Regions from separate parts of the Homo sapiens genome. Here region 1 is linked to region 2. A link is an interaction called in ENCODE POLR2A ChIA-PET data of the cell type or tissue named here. Cell type or tissue: IMR-90. All regions are shown on one strand. Links, peaks and the distances in the headings refer to the core of each region. The heading gives the core; the rest is flanking DNA.

What was found. ChIA-PET counts read pairs that join two places held together with the same protein. Peaks named below come from ENCODE experiments on the same cell type or tissue, not always from the same donor. Only the 100,000 strongest peaks of a DNase experiment are listed, where the experiment ranks them.
Region 1: POLR2A ChIA-PET joins it to region 2 with 6 read pairs; 17 of 35 experiments call an interaction of 5 or more read pairs at or near these places.

Annotation. Positions count from the first base shown.
Region 1 is chr1:33,191,536-33,201,084 of GRCh38, forward strand. It overlaps a transcript of ZNF362 not described here. Among named protein-coding and RNA genes, the nearest start is that of TRIM62, 14 kb to the left of the region's middle. RefSeq lists an enhancer at 645-814. In IMR-90, for the core only: no CTCF peak of the experiment used is centred there; a DNase peak (open chromatin) is centred at 4,236; H3K27me3 peaks cover 583 bases.
Region 2 is chr1:33,257,732-33,267,280 of GRCh38, forward strand. The region is part of intron 1 of ZNF362 (zinc finger protein 362); the gene reads left to right. Among named protein-coding and RNA genes, the nearest start is that of ZNF362, 6.0 kb to the left of the region's middle. RefSeq lists an enhancer at 5,802-6,302. In IMR-90, for the core only: no CTCF peak of the experiment used is centred there; no DNase peak of the experiment used is centred there.

The DNA.
Region 1 (9,549 bases), core at 1,027-9,026, 66 kb before region 2:
TCTCGCTGTGTCCCCCAGGCAGGCAATGGCACGATCTTGGTTCACTGCAACCACTGCCTCCCAGGTTCAAGTGATTCTCCTGTCTCAGCCTCCCAAGTAGCTGGGACTACAGGTGTGCACCACCACACCTGGCTAATTTTTGTATTTTTAGAAGAGATGGGGTTTCACCATATTGGCCAGGCTGGTCCTGAACTCCTGACCTCAGGTGATTCACCTGCCTCAACCTCCCAAAGTGCTGGGATTACAGGCATAAGCCTGGCCAAAATCCTGTTTCTTTAAGCAGAGATAGTACCTCCTCAATGGTTGAGTGATGAGATTTAACCCTAGTGATTGACCTAGAAGACGCAAGAGAATGTAGAAGCAGATCTTGAAGAGGGCAAGTATCATCTTGCAAGGCATCTGCCTTAGGGGAGGCCTCTGCATAGTTTCCAGGCAAGAGGAGGAAGCCTATTATCCTCTAGCAAACGGGAGTGGGACACTTCTACTACTTTCATCATTAGGTTCTGGATGTGGTTTTCAGACCTATCTGCCCTCCAGCTGTAGGAAATTAGGGGATTTTAAAATGCTGTCATAGTGGCTTTCTAGGTTTCATACCATCCCCTGGGCTGGTAATTGACTAATTTGACCCTATCATTTTCCTCCTTTAGCACTTCAATGGTACTTAACAACAACCAACAAACTCCACCAGTTCTTTAACTACCATTGCCTCCACATCTCTCAGATGTTAGAGAGACTTCATAAATGGTTGTATCCCCTTGTATCTGTATCTTGTCCCCCAATTCATCCTAGGCCTCTACAATATATTAAAGACCATCAATAATGGAATCTTATTACCATTGGCCGACAAATTTTACAATCCTAGATTCCATCCTTGGGATCTAAGACCACTTCTGATCTGAGCTTAGAAGACCAGATACAGACCGCCACACAAAGATTTGAGTTAAATTAGCTTATTTGGAAAGTGACTATTTGGGTAGAGAAGTGGGAATTGATAAAGAAAAGGAAGGCAGACAATAAGAGTGCTACCACAGTGGTTTATTAACGGTTAATTTAGCAGGGAGACTCTGGGAAATGGTGCAAAACATGACTCAGAAATAACGCATATGAAGGGTAAGGGAACCAGGGTATTTATATACCAATGCTGAGAGTCATTGGTTAAGAGTGGTTGCTAACAGTTGGTAGGAAAGGTCCAAGGGATATGGATGGGGAACTGATAGCATCTGCAACAACCTGCACCTACATCTGAGTCCTCTGATTACCTGCTAAAATGCAGATTCCTGAGTACATTCCCTGAATGAAGGGAACTGAGTGAAGTGTATTCGGGAGTCTTCTGCAGCTTCCTATGAATGTATAATTATTCCAAAATAAAAAGTTAAAAAATAGATAGTATGACCAAGAACATAAATTATATAGAAATATATACGTATATATATGTCTCTCTCTCCACACACACACACACACACACACACATATATATATATATATATACGCATATATATGCAGGTTCCAGGGTTTACTTTCATTGACTATGGGGTACTGTAGAAAGAAAAGAAGTTCCTTTTATCTCTTACGCTAAATAAATAGAAATGCTAGGTAAAATATAAAAAGTACATTAAAAAATATATAGCTGAGCTCAAAAGCTCAGGTGGAGCTAGAAAAGAGCTAGGAAAGAGTCACCTGGAAGCAATTGTAATCACAATCTGCATTAGTATGGGTGTGAGAATTAAGTTCACATGTTTGCATTAACTGTGTGATGGTGGCAGTGATGTTTGGGGGAACCCTAGCTAAGAAATTGACATAAAGTTTGTCTTGGAACTGGTTAAACTAATGGATCTTCTTGTGAAACTACCTGTGATTCTCCTCCACAATGCAGGGCACACAGGACTTCTATAGAAAACAACTCCCACTGAAGATAATCTCATGGTAAAAAACATTACAAAGTATGAGAGGAAAAGGATTGCTAGGAAAGAAAGTCAGAAGATGAAATAACCTGGATAATTCACATGCTGTTTTAGTTGGGTCCTCCAGAAAGTAAATGCAGAGACGGGATTAGGAGTGCAAGGGGTTTATTGAGGGGTAATGCCTGTAAAAGACAAAATGGGGAGAATCAAGATTGGGCAGAGAGCCTTAGATGGGACGCAAATGTGATAAAGTCTTGGCTAACACAAAGGGGGATTATAGAACAAATACCGCCTGTTAGAGAAAGTCCCTTGTTGAGCAGAAATAGCAAGACTATAGTACACCTGCCATGTTCATAAAGTTATTGCTTAGGGACTGCCGAAGAAGAGCATAGCCTTAACTAAAAAACGGAGGCATATCTTGAAGGCAGTAACGGTACTAACAGCTTGAGGTAGTCAGCCAACTGCACTTGTGTGGCTGAAGAGCAAGTTCTTTCTTGAAGGGAGATCTTAGTGGTGCATACGCCAAAAATTAGGATTATAGAACAACCTGAGAAATTTTAATGTAAGTATGTTTAAATGAGATAAAATTAGGAATCGAAGACATAAGGCAAGAAGAAGAGCTTATGAAAAAAGAAGCAAATAGAAATAGCAAAAATGAACTATTAAAAATGCAATAGATGTTTTAAAGAGTAGATTAGACACAGATGGAGAGAGAGAATTAGTACACTCAAATTGATCTGAAGAAATTACCCAGAAGGCAGCACAGAAAGCAGCACAAAGAGATGAAATTATAATAGTATGGAATATTAGTGCAGTGGGCTGGGCACGGTGGCTCACACCCGTAATCCCAGCAATTTGGGAGGCTGAGGCTGGTGGATTGCTTAAGCCCAGGAGTTGGAGACCAGCCTGGGCAAAATGGCAAAACCCCATCTCTACTAAAAATACAAAAAATTAGCCGGGCATGGTGGCACATATCTGTAGTTCCAGCTACTTGGGAGGCTGAGGTGGGAGAATCACCTGAGCTTGGGAAGTCGAGGCTGCAAAGAGATTGCACCACTGCACTCCAGCCTGGGTGACGAGTGTGTGACCCTGTCTCAAAAAAAAAAAAAAAAAAAAATACATGGGGTCTGAAGCCGCACACCTGGTATTAAATCTCTGATACTTACTATTAATAGCAATAGAGATTCAGGTATGTTTTTAAGCCTTTTGTGTATCAATTTTCTCATCTATAAAATGGAGATATACTATAATGTTATAATGTTATAATATACTATAATGTACCTACCTCATGGTGTTGCTATGAGGATTAAATGAGTTTATAGTTCTTGGCACATAGAGAGTGCTCAGTATTATAGAGTAATGGAAAATATGAAAGATAAAAATCATAGAGGAGAAAATGAGAAGTTCCAAAATTTATACTAGATTAGTAGTTCTACAAGGAGGAAATAGGGGAGAAGAAGCACCATTCTAAGAAATAATGATGAAGGATTTTCTACAAGCAAAGAAAAATGAGCCTCTGGAATGAAAAGGCACATTGAGTTCTGAGTAGAATAAAAAATTTCATTTCTAGACATATTGAAGAGACTGAAAAACAATAAAAATAAAAAAATCTGAAAAGCCATCAGAAATGAAACATCCACAAATGAATGATGTTCTGCCTGAAGCCAATTTCTCATCAGCAACAATAGATGCCAGTGGACTAATACCTTTGAAGTGATCAGAAAAACAAATTCTACATTCAGTTAACCAGCATTTAAGGATGAATGCAAAATAAAGACATTTTCAGATATATACAGACTGAGGTTTAACTAATCTCAGACTTTTGCTCAAAGAATTTATGAAGGGTGGACTTTAGCAAGAAAAAAATTCAGCTCAGAGGGGAAGAATCTTCCAATCAAAATGGAAGAATAAGAACCAGATTTACCTTTTCACCTGGAACAACAAATAAAACTGGACAAAACAGTTATTATTGATAATTATTTAATGATGAGGATGTATTCTGAGAAATGCACCTTTAGGTGTTTTTTGTCCTTACTGAAACATCATAGAGGATACTTACACAAACCTGGATGTCATAGCCTACTACACACCTGGGCTACATGTAGAGCCTGTTGCTCCTAGGCTCCTGTACAGGATGTTACTGTATTGAATACTGTTGGCAATTGTAACACAATGGTAAGTATTTGTGTTTAAACATATCTAAACATAGAAAAGGCAGACTAAAAATATGGCATAAAAGATTAAAGTATGGTATATTTCTATAGGGCACTTACCACAAGTGAAGCTTGCAGGACTGGAAGTTGCTCTCGGTGAGTCAGTGAGTGGGTGGTGAGTGAATGTGAAGTTGTAGGACATTATGCATAATTCTGTAGACTTCATAAACACTGTACACTATGGCTACACTAAATTTATAAAAAAATTTTCTTTCTTCGATAATAAATTAACCTTAGCTTTCTGTAACTTTTTTACTTTATAAACTTTTTAAACTTTTAAAAACTTTTGGGCTCTTCTGTAATAACACTTAGCTTAAAACATGTACACGTTGTACAGCTGTACTAAAATATTTTCTTTATATCCTTATTCTATAAGCCTTTTTGTATTTTTTAAATTATTATTCTTAGGTTTTACTTTTTAAACTTCTTTGTTAAAACCAAAGACACAGGCTGGGTGCAGTGGTCCACACCTGTAATCCCAACACTTTGGGAGGCCGAGTCAGGTGGATTGCTTGAGGTCAGGAGTTCGAGACCAGCCTGGCCAACATGGTGAAACCCTGTCTCTACTAAAAATACAAAAATTAGCCGGGCATGGTGGCAGGCGCCTGTAATCCCAGCTACTTGGGAGGCTGAGACAGGAGAATTGCTTGAACCTGGGAGACAGAGGTTGCAGTGAGCCAAGATTGCTCCATTGCACTCCAGCCTGGGTGACAGAGCAAGGCTCCATCTCAAAAACAAACAAACAAGCAAACAAACAAATAAAAAACAAAGACACAAACATATGCATTAGCCTAGGCCCACACAGGGTCAAGATCATTGATATCACTGTCTTCCAAGTCCACATCTCGCCCCACTGGAAGGTTATCAGGGGTAATAACATGCATGGAGCTGTCATGTCCTATGCTAACAATGTCTTCTTCTGGAATACCTCCTGAAGGACCTGCCAGAGGTTGTTTTGCAGTTAACTTTTTTTTCTTTTAATAAGTAGAAGGAGTACACTTTAAAATAATGATAAAAATTATAGCATAGTATACATAAACCAGTAACAGCTGTTTATTATAATTATCAAGTATTATGTACTGTACATAATTGTATGTGCTAGACTTTTATATGACTGGCAGTGCAGTAGGCCATTTACACCAGCATCACTACAAACATGTGAGTAATATATTGCACTATGACATTTTGATGGTTAATATTAGGTGTCAATTTGATTGGATTGAAGGATGCCTAGATGGCTGGCAAAGTACTGTTTCTGGGTGTGCCTGTGAGTATGTTGCCAGAGATTTACATTTGAGTTGGTGGACTGGGAGAGGAAGACCCACCCTCAATGTGGGTGGGTGCCATCCAATGGGCTGCCAGCTAGAACAAAGCAGGTGAAAGAAGGTGGGATATCCTAGCTTGCTGAGTTGTCTGGCTTCCTTCTTTCTTCTGTGCTGGATGCTTTCTTCTGCTCCTCCTGCTCTTGGACATCAGAGTCCAGGTTCTTTGGTCTTTGGATTCTGGGTCTTGCACCAGTGGCTTGCTGGGGGATCTTGGGCCTTCAGCCATTGACTGAAGGCTGCACTGTTGGCTTCCCTTGTTTTGAGGCTGTCAGACTCAGACTGAGCCACTACTGGCTTCTCTCCTCCCCAGTTTGCAGACAGCCTATTGTGGGACTTTGCCTTGTAATCGTGTGAGCCAATCCTCCCTAATAAACTCCCTTTCATATATATACATATATCCTATTAGTTCTGTCTCTCTGGAGAACCCTGACTAATACAGATGGCTATGGCATCACTAGGGGATAGGAATTTTTCAGCTCCATTGTAATCTTTTGGGACCACTGTCACATATGCGTCCATCATTGATCAAAAGTCGTTATGCAGTGCATAACTATATATGAAACGATGGTTCTCAAGGCATTGGACATTAGGCAAAAAGGGGAGCAATCTCTGGGAAACAAGCAAGGTGAGCTAAACAGTTTCCAACCTTACTGCCTAGAAAGAGTTTCCAGGCCACAGTACGGGGGAGGGAACCCAGGCTAACCCTGGAGGTCTTTCTGAGAGGAGGAGACAGAGCTGAGAGGCCAAGGAAGCCAAGGAAGCTAGAGTTTGCCGGGCAGAGTCCCAGAAAGGAGAGCACTTCATAGTACTGAGTACTGATCATGTGCATGTGAGGAAATGACCCAAGCCTTGGGAAAGAACTTTACAAAAAGAGTAGAGAAAAACATTCTCAGAGTTCACATATAGTCAGGAATAGTGATCTTCCCACCGGCCACAGTAGAAAAATCTCATAACTCTTGAGGCACTGTGTAGAGCACTCAGAAGGGTTTTGCCTCAGTAACAAGGGAATTTAACTCTTGACTAAATGCTACTGGGGTTCTGCCAAGAATGTTGAAAGTAAGACCTGAAAGGATCAAATTATCTCAGAGTAACTTAACTACATTAAGAACAAAGCTAAAGAATATTTATAGGCATATAAAAATTATCCAGAGCCCCCCAAAAAGTAAAATTTACAATGTCTAGCATCCAATAAAAAATTACCAGGCAAGTGAAAGTGCAGAAAAATACTATGTATAAAGAAGAGAAAAGTCGGCCAAGTGTGGTGGCTCATGCCTATAAATCCTAAATCCTAGCACTTTGGGAGACCAGGGTATTTGAGCCCAGTAGTTCAAGACCAACCTGGGCAACACAGTGAGATGCTATCTCTATTAAATTTAAAAAACAAAAATAAAAAAGAAGAGAAAAGTCAAAGCTGGGCATGGTGGCTCATGCCTGTAATCCCAGCACTTTGTAAGGCCAAGGTGGGCAGATTGTTTGAGCTCAGGAGTTTGGAGACCAGCCTGGACAACATGGCAAAACCCCATCTCTGCAAAAAATACAAAAATTAGCTGAGTATGGTGATGCACGCCTCTAGTTTCAGCTACTTAGGAGGCTGAGGTGGGAGGATCACTTGAGCCTGGGAGGTTGAGGCTGATGTGAACCATGATCATGCCACTATACTCCAGCCTGGGCAACAGAGCAAGATCCTGTATCAAAAATTTAAAAAGAGAAAAGTCAATCGTCAATCAATCAAAACTGACCCAGAAGTGACACATGATAGAATTAGGAGGCAAAGACTTTAAAACACCAATTGTAACTGAATTCCATATGTTCAAAAAGCCAGAAGAAAGATTAAACATGTTAAACAGAATAATAGAAGATATTTTAAAAATACTCAAATCAAACATCCAAACATGAAAATCACAATGTTTGAAGTGAAAAATATACTGGATGAGATTAATGGCAGTTTTGACACTGCAGAAGAACAGATTTGTAAACTTGAAGATACAGCAATAGAAGCTATCCAAAATAAAACACAGAAAGAAAAAAGACAAAAACAAATAAAAAGAGCATCAGTGAGTCATGGGATAATTTAAAGCAGCCTAACATATGTATATTTGGAGTCCCTTAAGGAGAGAAGGGAAGAAAAGAAAAAAATTGAAGAAACATCTGAAAAATTTCCAAATTTGATGAAAACTATAAACTCACATAACCATGAAACTCAACAAACCTAAACACAAGAAACATAAAGAAAAAATACACCAAGGCACATCACAATCAAATTGCTCAAAACAAGTTAAAATGAGAGAATCTTAAAAACCGCTAAAGGAAGAAGAAACATTACACAGAGGAACAAAGAATGACAGTAGATTTTTTTTTATTATAAACAATGCAAACTAAGAGATAGTGGAACAACATCTTTAAAGTACTGAAAGGAAAAATCTACCAAGCTAGAATTCTACACCCATTGAAAATATATTTCAAAAATGAAGGGGAAATAAATACTTTCTTGGAAATACAAAAACTGAAAGAATTTATCACCAGCAGACCTGTACTTACAAGAAATGTTAAAGGAAGTTATTCAAGCAGAAAGAAAATGATACAAGATGGAAATCTGGATCTATGTAAAGAAATGAAAAGTACTGGAAATGGCAATTATGTGGGTAAAAAATAATGCCTTTTAAAAATTATTTAAATCCCTTTAAAGATAATCAACAATTTAGAGCAAAAGCAATAACAATGCATTGTTACTGTGGGGTTATAAGTAAAAGTAAAATATCTAGGCCGGGCATGATGGCTCATGCCTGTAATCCCAGCACTTTGGGAGGCTGAGGCAGGTGGATCACCTGAGGTTGGGAGTTTGAGACCATCCTGGCATGGGGAAACCCCATCTCTACTAAAAATACAAAAATTAGCCAGGTGTGATAGCAGGTGCCTGTAATCCCAGCTACTCGGGAGGCTGAGGCAGGAGAATTGCTTGAACCTGGGAGGCAGACGTTGCCGTGAGATAAGATGGCGCCACTGCACTCCAGCCTGGGCAACAGAGCAAAACTCCATCTCAAAAACAAAACAAAACAAACAAACAAAACAAAACAAAACAAAAAAACCAGTAAAATATCTGACAACAATAGCACAAAGTCCAGGAGGGGCTAAGTGGAAGTGTACTGTTATAAGGGTCATATTCTGTTTGTGAGGTGGTGTACTATCACTTGAAGGTAGGCTGTTGTCTTATCTATTCCTGCTGCTGTGACAAAATACCTTAGGCAAGAAGCTAAGGTGGAAGGATCACTTGAGCCCAGGAGTTAGAGGTTACATTACAATGAGCTATGATTGTGCCACTGCACTCCAGCCCAGGTGACAGAGTGAAACCCTGTCTCTTAAAAAAGAAAGAGAAGAAAAAATACTCAATCCAAAAAAGGCAGAAAAAGAGAAAAAATGGAAGAAAAAATTGAAATAGGACAAACAGAAGTCAGATAGCCAGAATTCAAACTCAACCATATCAAGAATTACATTAATGTAAAAGATTTAAATACTCCAATTAAAAAGTATAGATTTTCAGACTGAATAAAAAAGCAAGGCACAGCTATATGTTACTTATAAGACATCCACTTTAAATATAAGATACAAACAGGTTAAAAGTAAAAGGATGGAAAAATATATATCACATCATAGCCAATCAAAATGAAGTAGATTTCAGAGTAAAGGTTATTATTAGAGATAAAGTGAGTTATTTCACAAAGAAAAGGGGGTCAATTAATCAGGAGAACATAGAAGTCCTAAGCAACTAATAAGGGAGCTTTGAAATACATTGTTATGGGCTAAATTGTGTACCCTTTCCAAAATCATAAAGTCCTAACCTCCAATGTGACTATATTTGGAGATAGGATATTTAAAGAGATAATCAGGTTAAATTAGGGTGGGCCCTAATCTACTATGACTGGTGTCTTTGTAAGAAGAGAGAATTTGGACACAGACAAGGTACAGAGGGAATATGATGTGAAGACACAGGGAGAAGACCGTCATCTACAAGACAAGGAGAGAGGCCTCAGAAGACATCAACCCTGCTGAAATCTTAATCTTGGATTTCTGGCCTCCATATCTGTGAGGAAATAATTTTTTTTTTGTTTAAGC
Region 2 (9,549 bases), core at 1,003-9,002:
CTGGCATGAGGAAATAATCCTGCTGTCCCACCACCCTGCCCTCGAGCAGTGTGGAACCTTCGGGAGCTGTGTGTGTGGCAGTGGGCCTGTCTCCTTCATGGGTGGCCAGGACCCCCCGTGTAGGCTGGAATCTCGCCCAAGCCCTGGGGTGACCCTTGGACCCTGAGGCAAGTGAGCTTGGCCCTTTGCAGTTGGAGAGCCCCCTCCCCAACCTGGTGGTCCTCCTGCCCCCAGAGGTGGCAGCTGGTGGTAATGTCTTCCCCGACCCCACCCTATGATGAACTTTTGGTTGGGTGCAGGCCTGCGGCCCAGTGGGTCCCGTCTGAGGGAAGGGGCAGGAAAGGTAGTCTGGTTTGCTAGACCTCCTCGGTGTGAGCCTCACCCCTGTAGTATGCTCTTATTCCTTTCTGCCACTCCTGCCCTACGCCCGGGAGGTAGAAGCACTTTGGACTTCGGTTAAGTTCCTGAAGTATCTTGCTGGACAGGTCAGGGCCTGCTGGCTCCGCAGGCTGCCGAGGGGGATCTGAAGGCCAGGCCCACAAGGTCTGGGGTGACTGGTGCTGTCCAAGGCACTGGGGCAGTGTTGGGCCTAGCCTCTCATGTGTCCCCTACCCCAGCATTTCTTGGAGGGGAGACCCTTCTAGTCTCACTCCTGGTTTGTGTCCTGGCTCCACTAGACAGAGTGAGCTCCCAGAAGCCAGAGTCGGGGGTTGAAAGCTGGGGTTAGGGGTTCAGGGCTGTGGAACATGGCATGTCTTGGCCAGAGGGTACCAAGCCAGGTGGTTTTTAGATGGAGGAACTGAGGTCCAGAGAGAGGAAGTGACTTGCCTGAAGTCACGCTACCAGGTAGAAGGAGACTGAGACCGGGACCTGGGTGTTCAGGCTTCCACTGCTGGGCTCCCTCCACTGTTCTCCATGACGGGCCTGGACCCCTGGAAGATCCGTTTTGAACAGAACTGGACTAGAATGGGACAGCACGATCCCTTCACCCCCTCCTACCCCCGCCATCATAATCTTTCCTGAGAGAATTGAACTTCACAGTTTTCACAGTATGGTGTGGTGATTATCACATCAGGTTCTCCCAGAAACTCAGTTAGGGTTAAATTGTCCTAATGGGGATTATGAACCTCATTATAAGGAAACCAAGACTCAGAGAGGTTGAACAGTGGCAGAGGAGGCTTAAATTCAGGCCTGCAGGCTCCTCGCCTGGCCTTTTCCCAGGTGGACTTTGGTGCTGTGGGAAGGACTCTTCTAGGTTTTGGACTCTCTAATTCTTCTGCTGAACCCAGTGACTGTGTAAACATCCAGAGGCCCACCCCACCCAAAGAATGTCAGACTGAAAAGGCTCAGATGTCAGGAGGTCACCTGGGCTCAGAGAGGGGAAGCTACTGGCTGGAAGTCAGTGATTTGGGTCTCAGAACCAGACCCTGATCTCCTGCCTCCCTTCCTCTGTGACACTCAGAGGGACAATGAGCCCCTCTACCCATTGCCAGGCTGCACGGGCCCCAGGATGGCAGGAATTGCTAGTGGATGGTGGTGCTGGTGATGGTGTCATGGAATAACGGCCAGCGCTCCATGGAGACATGAACTTATCCCAGGGACTGAGGAATAGGCTATCTGCAGTCTTGGGGGGTGGAGGCAAGTTGGTCCCACATGGAAAGGAGGAAGCAGGTGTGTGGGTAAGGTGGGGACCGGGTCTGAAGCCAGGCTGGCCCTAGCCCTTCCCTGGGCAGACACTTTCCTGTCTTATCTCTCTGTAAAATGAGGAGCCATTCATTCCTTCTTCTGCCACGGGCTATTTTATTCATTCATTTGTTGCCAGATCATTCCTTTATTCTTTCATTATCCATTAATTAGTTTATTGGTTAGTCATCTCAGTAATCTACCCATCTGTCCTTCTATGCAATCCTTAGCTCACCCAGCCCACACTGGACAGACATGTGAGATACAAGTGTAGTCCTCCAGGGCTCTAAAGCCAACAAGGAAGAAGAGGTGAGACTGCAGGTGCATGAAGCACTAGCCAGGGCAGTGTTTGCTGAGTGCCTCCATGAGTCCCCAGGGGAGGTCTCTCAGAGAATGGAAAGCTTGAAGACACCAAAGGAGTTCCATAAACCATCACAGTGGTAGACCTGGGTCCTGAGATTAGGTCCCATTGTGTCACATGGCTTCTGTGACTTTCAGCACATTCTTTCCCTTTCTGAGCCTCAGTTTCCTCAACTCTAAAATGGGGTACTTTCTGTGAATCTCTCATGGGTTGTTGGGAGTGATATCAAGACAGTGTATGACACGTCTCCCTGCCCTGGCCAGGCATGTGGTGGGAGCTCAGTACGTACCCACTGAGTTATAAGGATTGCTGATGACTGTCCTAGGCCCTGCCATGAATTTGAGAACCGTGATGCTGGTTTCAGAATGAGGCAAATGATCTGGGCACCCTGAAAGCCCTGGTCTGCTTTGTCATTCCCCTGCTGAAACTTTTCTAATGTTTCCTAGGCATTTATAAGAAAAAATATCTGAAGTACTTTCTGGGCCTACAAGGCCCTTAATAGTCCAGGCTCTGCCCACCTCTCAACCTTGGCTCCCCGCATCCCATTGCCACCTCCAGCCACACACCAGTTTCATTCTACACCTTGAATTTACAAAGCCTGGTGGCAGGGCCTTTGCACATTCCCCCACCAGGACAGCTTTTCCCTGAGTGTTTACATGGCTGGCACCTTCTTGTTTCACAGGTTTCTACTTGAATGTTACCTCCTCAGAGGGTCTGCTTGGACCACTTGCTCTAAAATAGCTTCCTACTCTCACTCTCTCACATCAGCTGCTTTTTCTTTTCTCTTGTGGCTGTCACCAGTATCTGAAACCCTCTCATTATTCGCATTTCTTGCCTGTCTACACCATTAGAACATGCTGAAGCGCCATGCGTGTGAGTGAGCAGGTGGTTCTGGTGTGGTGTGGCTGGGGCTTTTGTAGAGGTGAGGAAATGCTAGGGAGTCCAGGTGTGGCAGCGCATTGCCTGGGAGATAAAGTTACACTGAGGGCTGTCTTCTCCTTCCTCCCACCCCGGGAGACTCAGGGCTGTTGTCAGGAAATAATGAGATGATTAAATCATGGAATCTAAGAATCCCAGTCTCTTCCAGTCTCAGAGCTTTAGCATCTGAGAAGCTTTCCAGCTCAGAACCTTTGACACTTGGAATCTTACCATGATAGGATGATCCAGTCTTAGGTTTAGAATCTTACAAAGTGGACTCTCACTGCCTTATTTAGCATCACAGAGGGCTCGCTTTGTGCCATGCCATGTTCTAAAAGCCTTTATAAATATTAACATATTTACAGGTGAGGAAGCTGAGGCACAGAGGTATTTAGGTATCATGGAGCAGTTGCTGGGATTTGAACCTAGCACTCTGGGACTCCTTAGAATCCCTCAACTGTTGAGGGGAAGCCCAACCTCACTTGACCCTTGCACAGAGCAGGAATCCTTTTCCCACACCTTTGTCAAAAGGGCCTCTGATCTCTGCCAAAAAACCCCCCTCCAGTGAACTCCCTCCTAACCAGGCCACCTAGCTTCCTGCTGTCAGAAAGTTCTCATTGCTAGTAAGATTTTCTTGACAATGTGTAAAGTGCTGCACCTCCCTTGTGAATAACGCCTGGGAAGTGGTGTTAGTGTCATGGTTTCCCAGTGCCTTTGACCTTGTGGATTCCTGGTTTCAGTGGCCTCTTTCTTCCCACTGGGTTGTGGGAAGAAAGGCAGACAGCCTTGAGGCAGACAGCCTCGGTGCATTGTTGAATGTAAGAATGAATAAATTGGTGCACAAAGACCGCATGAACCCTCAGGATTTCTGAGTTCCTATCTCTTTAGCCTGGTGCTCGGCACTCATCCAGGGTAATTGGTCAGGCTTGGTGTACTCAGGAAAAGGAGACACCGTTATCTCTCCAATAAAGTCTGTATCTGATGACATTTATGTATGCAATTCTTGGAGAATCATGTGAGATCTAAAATCATGCACTATTCGGAGCGAGGTGGATGTCATCTAGCCAAACTTCATTCTACCCGTTGGGGAAACTGAAGTGGGAAGGGAGAGGAGCAGGCCTTATCCAAGGCCACGTGCATCTCTGTCTGCTACCCAGAGGCCAACAGGCTGCTGCTGCAGTATCTGCCTTGGGGATCAAAGGCAGGGGAAAGTGCTCAATGGGACAGTTACTTCTTCTCTAGTGCAGAAGCTACCCCTGTACAATGGGGGCAACATTTTTGGATGCACAGGGTGTGCCTGGCACTTGGGGGGAGATTGAGGAAGCCAGCTGCATTGGGAGTTGGTTGGGGCTATGGTGATGGGGATGGCTTTCTAGAACCTGGGGCTGGAACTGGGCTTTGGAGGCTGGGTGGAATTTGGGGGAGGTGGCTGAATAGTGTCTTTAGTGGATAAGGTGTGTAGGGAAGGCCAAGGGATTTGGCTCTGGGGCCTAAGGGGTCCTGCCTTGTTCCCTGCCTCATGCATGTGGCCACAAGGGTACTCTTGGTGGGGTCTCCACCATCTGGGGTCCTTTTCTGAACTTTGGGCAAAGGCTTTAGGATTCTTTTTTTTTTTTTTTTTTTTTTTTTGAGATGGAATCTTGCTCTGTCCCCCAGGCTGGAGTGCAGTAGCGCGATCTCCCCTCACTGTAAGCTCCGCCTCCTGGGTTCACACCATTCTCTCCTGCCTCAGCCTCCCGAGTAGCTGGGACTACAGGTGCCCACCACCACGCCCAGCTAATTTTTTTGTATTTTTAGTAGAGATGGGGTTTCACCGTGTTAGCCAGGATGGTCTCGATCTCCTGACCTTGTGATCCATCCGCCTTGGCCTCCCAAAGTGCTGGGATTACAGGCGTGAGCCACCGCACCTGGCCGGCTTTAGGATTCTTGAGGGGACAGTCTAGGCAGCCATTCCAGGTTCTGGGGCTCTGTCGGGGGACACCTGCTTGAGAGGGGGCACAACCCTTCAACACACTCAAATACATTCATACATATTCACACTATTACCTTTTCCATTACCACCCCTGACCCTCCCTCCTGCACCATCCTTGCCAATGTGGAGCACTCCTCTGCTATTTCAGAAATACCACCACAGGTGTCCTAAACTGGATCCCTAGGAGCCAGGAGTTCAGGAAGCATGTCTGCTGGAGTGTGCATGCACACACGGTATGCACATCACATAGGAGCACGTGCATGTGCTCTTGCCACTGGGAGGACCACATACCCAAGCGTACACCGTGCACTCTCCTGGGAAACAGCACACAGCCACATGCCTGATCATCTGCACATTCTCCCACACGCATGGTGTTCATCTGTACACAGCTCTGTTCACTCAGGCCTCCTTGTGCACATGTGTGTTTTTACATGTAGATGAGTCTTGCATGCACATGCTTATTTACACTTGAGATAACATAGCCTCAAATTCTAGCCGTTGCGCAGTGTGTCTCATACACACCCTTGCATTCACACCTGCACCTACACCTGGCCTGGATCTACTGGAAATGGTGGAGCCGGCAGCCCGTTTCTGTCTCCTGCCTTCATTCACTAGTATTTCTTGAGCATTTACTATATCCAGGCTTTGTGCTAGATGCTGAGGATAGATGGGAGGAAAACTGATGTATATAGGTCCCTGCCCTAGCGGAGGTAGACAGGCACTATATAAAAGATCACACAAATGATGATTTTTTTTTTTTTTTGAGATGGAGTCTCGCTCTATCACCCAGGCTGGAGTGCAGTGGCACAATCTTGGCTCGCTGCAACCTCCACCTTCCAGGCTTAAGCAATTCTCCTGCCTCAGCCTCCAGAGTAGCTGGGATTACAGGCGTGTGCCACCACACCCGGCTAATCTTTGTATTTTTAGTAGAGATGGGGTTTTGCCATGTTGGTCAGGCTGGTCTCAAACTCCTGACCTCAGGTGATCCACCCACTTTGGCCTCCCAAAGTGCTGGGATTACAGGTGTGAGCCACCGTGCCCAGCCACATGATGATTAAGATTAGAGATTTTGGTCACTATGTTGACTGATGATGGGGGAGGAGCAGAGGGAACAGCCTGGGCAGAGACCCGGAGGTGAGAAATTCAGGGACAAAGAGAAGGTGGTGGCACTGGGACCTAGGGAAGTTGCAGGAGATGAGGCAGCAGGTGAGGCTGAGTCTGGTGGGGCCTGTAGCCGGTCTTCCCTGGCCTGTTCCCCGCGAGCCATTTGTCCACCCCACACCCTCCCCACTCCTTTCTCTGCCCAGCCCAGCTCAGCCTTCCCTTTGCTGCTGTGGCCTGCTTGGGGCCTGCTCTGTCTGCTGGCCTGCACCCCAGGCTGGAGGCCTGTTTGGCCTGCCCCACAGGCTGCCTGCCTTGGAGGTCCTGGGATATAGCAGGGAAGCAGGCTTCACTGCCTGCCAGGGGTTCCCTGTCCAGGACCCCTGAGACCTGTCTAGAAAGCTCCTGGGGGCCGGGCCAGAGCCAGGGTCCAGCAGTTGGCTTTCCTGTTTTTAGTTAATCTCAGACCTGGATCTTTGCCAGTCAGAAGAATGGTCCCTGTGGGTCCTGAAGGCCACCCAGAGCTACTGCCACCCCCCACCCCCTAGATGGCATTACTGGCTGGTCAGATTTCCATGTGGGTCTTTGGAATGTTGGGAAAGGCTCCCTTAGGCCTTAGAGAACCTAGCAACAGCAATGGCAGCTGACTGTTCAGGAGTCCTCACTGTGTGTCAGGCAGTGTTCGAAAGATTTTATCCATATTAGCTAACTTAGTCCTCAGTACAACCCATGGAGATACCATAATCATCCCCAGTTTACAGATGAGAAAATTGAGGCTTGGAGATTTAGGTAACAATCCCAAAGGCCTGAGCTGGGGCTATCTGCCTCCAGAATCCATACTTTGAACCCTTGAGCTGTCACATTTCCCCTTTAAGGGTCCAGGAGCCCAGACTATGATTTGGTTGAACCCCTTCACCTTATAGAGGCAGGAAAGGAGGCCCAGAGAGAAAATGGACTTGACAGAGGGTTCTGTTACCTCTGCCTGCACCAGATGCATGGTCTTGGGCAGGTTAGTTACCTCTCTGAGCCTCATTCCTGACCCCAAACAAAGAAGTGATGACCATAGAAGCTTGGGGGACACATGGGGACTGAAATTGAGAAAGGACCCAGGGTGAGGGCTTCTTAGGTCTCCTGATACATGCTTTGTAAGTGATTAAGCTGTCCGTTCATGTTCTAAGCATCTTTCTGAATATATGTTATATTTCAAAACACTCACAGCATCTACCTCATGGGGTCGTTAGGAGCCAGAGTGAGAAATGCTTGTAAAGTATCTTAAGGTGCCTGGCATGGAGGAAGCAACTATTATTATTATTGCCATCATCATTTCATACAAGCAGAAGGAGTTCCCTGTGGGGATAGGAGCTGGGGGTCCCCAGGAGAAATAGAAGTAGGGAGGGGGATGTGCTCCAAGCCTGTAGAACATTCTCTCAGAACTGAGAGAGTGTCATGGCCCCTTCCCTAGATGAGGGCACTGAGGCTCCCAGAGAGGCTCAACCGCCCTCAGTGTCTCTGGGTAGCTGGAGGTGGGAATGGGGGGCCCAGAGGTTGAGGGTGTTGGGGAGGGGGAGGGACAGTGAGGGGAAGGGGCAGGCTCCCAGCTCCCACTGACCTGGGCACAGACAGCAACCCCTCCTGCTCTGATTAGCCCTGCCATCACAATGAAAACAGCCCTTCCCAGCCCCGTGGGGCTGCGGAAACCCGGTCTAATTGGATCCAGGACCCTGGGAGCCTCTTTCCTTCCGGGGAAGGAAGTTCCCAGGAGTGTGTTTCTGGTGCTGGCCAGGACTGCCCAAAGTCTTGAGAGTGGGGTGGGGTGCAGTGGCTGGGGCTCAGGGTTCTAGCTGCTTGGAGTGGCAGAGGGCAGAGGGGCCATGGGAGGCAAACTTTGAGCGTGTCTCAGGAGCCTAAAACATGAGAAGCCTCAGTTTCCCTCTCCTAGACCATCTGCTTATCCTCTCCAGGCCATCCTTCTGGCCCCATACAGCTTGTCCATTGAAAACCTTGGCCATGGCCCTCCCTTGCTCAGGGACCTCCCATGTCCCCCCTATGTTCTTTCACCGGAGCACCTTAGCCTGCAACTCTGGTCCTTTATGAACGGCTCCAGCCACCCCACCCTTCTTCCCTTGTGAATTCCTGCACTATACCCCTGACCCACGTGATGCTGTGTGCTTTCCTGCCTCGGGGCCTTTGCACATGCAGTTCTTTCCACCTGCCATACTCTCCTTTGGCATCTCCCTCTTGCAATTTCCCCTTCCCCCATCAGTAAGTCCCACCTTCCTGAAGTCTGTTCTTCCCACAGTGAGATGAGTTCACCCTCCTGAGAATGCTGCCACTACCCTCCCTTCCCTCCCAGCCTGACTGCAGCAGTAGCTGTTGCCCCTCTCTGGGGGCAGGGATTATGTTTGAGAAACCTTTGCTCTCCCAGGGAGTTAACAGTTTTCCAGCTTCTGCACATGCTGCCCTTCTGCCGCAGTGGCTCTCCTGGCAAACTCGTCTGTCTTCACGGCTCACATGGAAAGACCCCTCCTCATCAATTCCCTCAGTGAACATCTGTTGAGTACCCAGTGTATACTAGGCACTTGAGGCCCTACTGCATGGCTGGCGCTGGGCTCTGGGGCTGCAGCAGTGACGGCTGATGGGGAGACAGGCCTAAAGCATATTTAGGTGCATGGTATTAATACAAAGGTGGGGTAGGGAGAAGGCAGGGGACCATGGGAGTGTATAACAGGGTAGCCCAATTCCTATGTGGGAAACGTCAAAAGTGACCTTTAAGTTGAGACAGGAGGGAAGACCTGGGTGAGCTGTGGGGCTATGTTGGGGTAGGGGTTGTAACTAAGAACCAGACCAAGCCCTGCTTTTGGGGAGCCCACAGCCTACATGGGGGACTGGACAAATAACCAGATAACCAGACAGTTCCTCAAGGTGGTGCCAGCTGAGCAGAGTTTTGAGGGCAGGGTTCCAGCTGGGTGGTATGGCTCCCAGATGGAGGGGCTCAGCCTGTGCAAAGCCATGGCACATCAGATCACCTTGTTCTGGGGGCCCTGATGCTGGAGGGATGCTGCCAAGGAGCACACCTGGTGAGATGAGTGTGGCCAGGGGACCTTCTTGGCGAAAACCCGAGCATCAGACTGTGGAGTTTGAACTATACCCCAAAAGTGATGGGAATCCAAGAAGGATTTTAAGCGGTAGACTTAGCGCCCTGGGAAGGCTCTCCTTCGGCTTGGTCCTCCCCGCTGGGGCCCCTGGATGGGACCAGGAGTCCCTTCCTGACTGCTCTCCTGGCTGGGGTCATGGGTGGGGCTGGAGGCTTTTGCTGTGGGACTTTGAGCAGGCCCCTGTCCCTCCCTGAGCCCCACTCTCCTGGGTAAACTTGCAGGGCCTTAGGCTGGGGTTTGGGGTGTCTTGCTTTGTCAAAGGTTGCTTAACTTTTGGTTTTATTAAAAATATTCCCTTAAAAAGTCACATAAGAATACTCTTCCAGGCCTATCGCCCCATCAGCTGTGACATGGAGAAA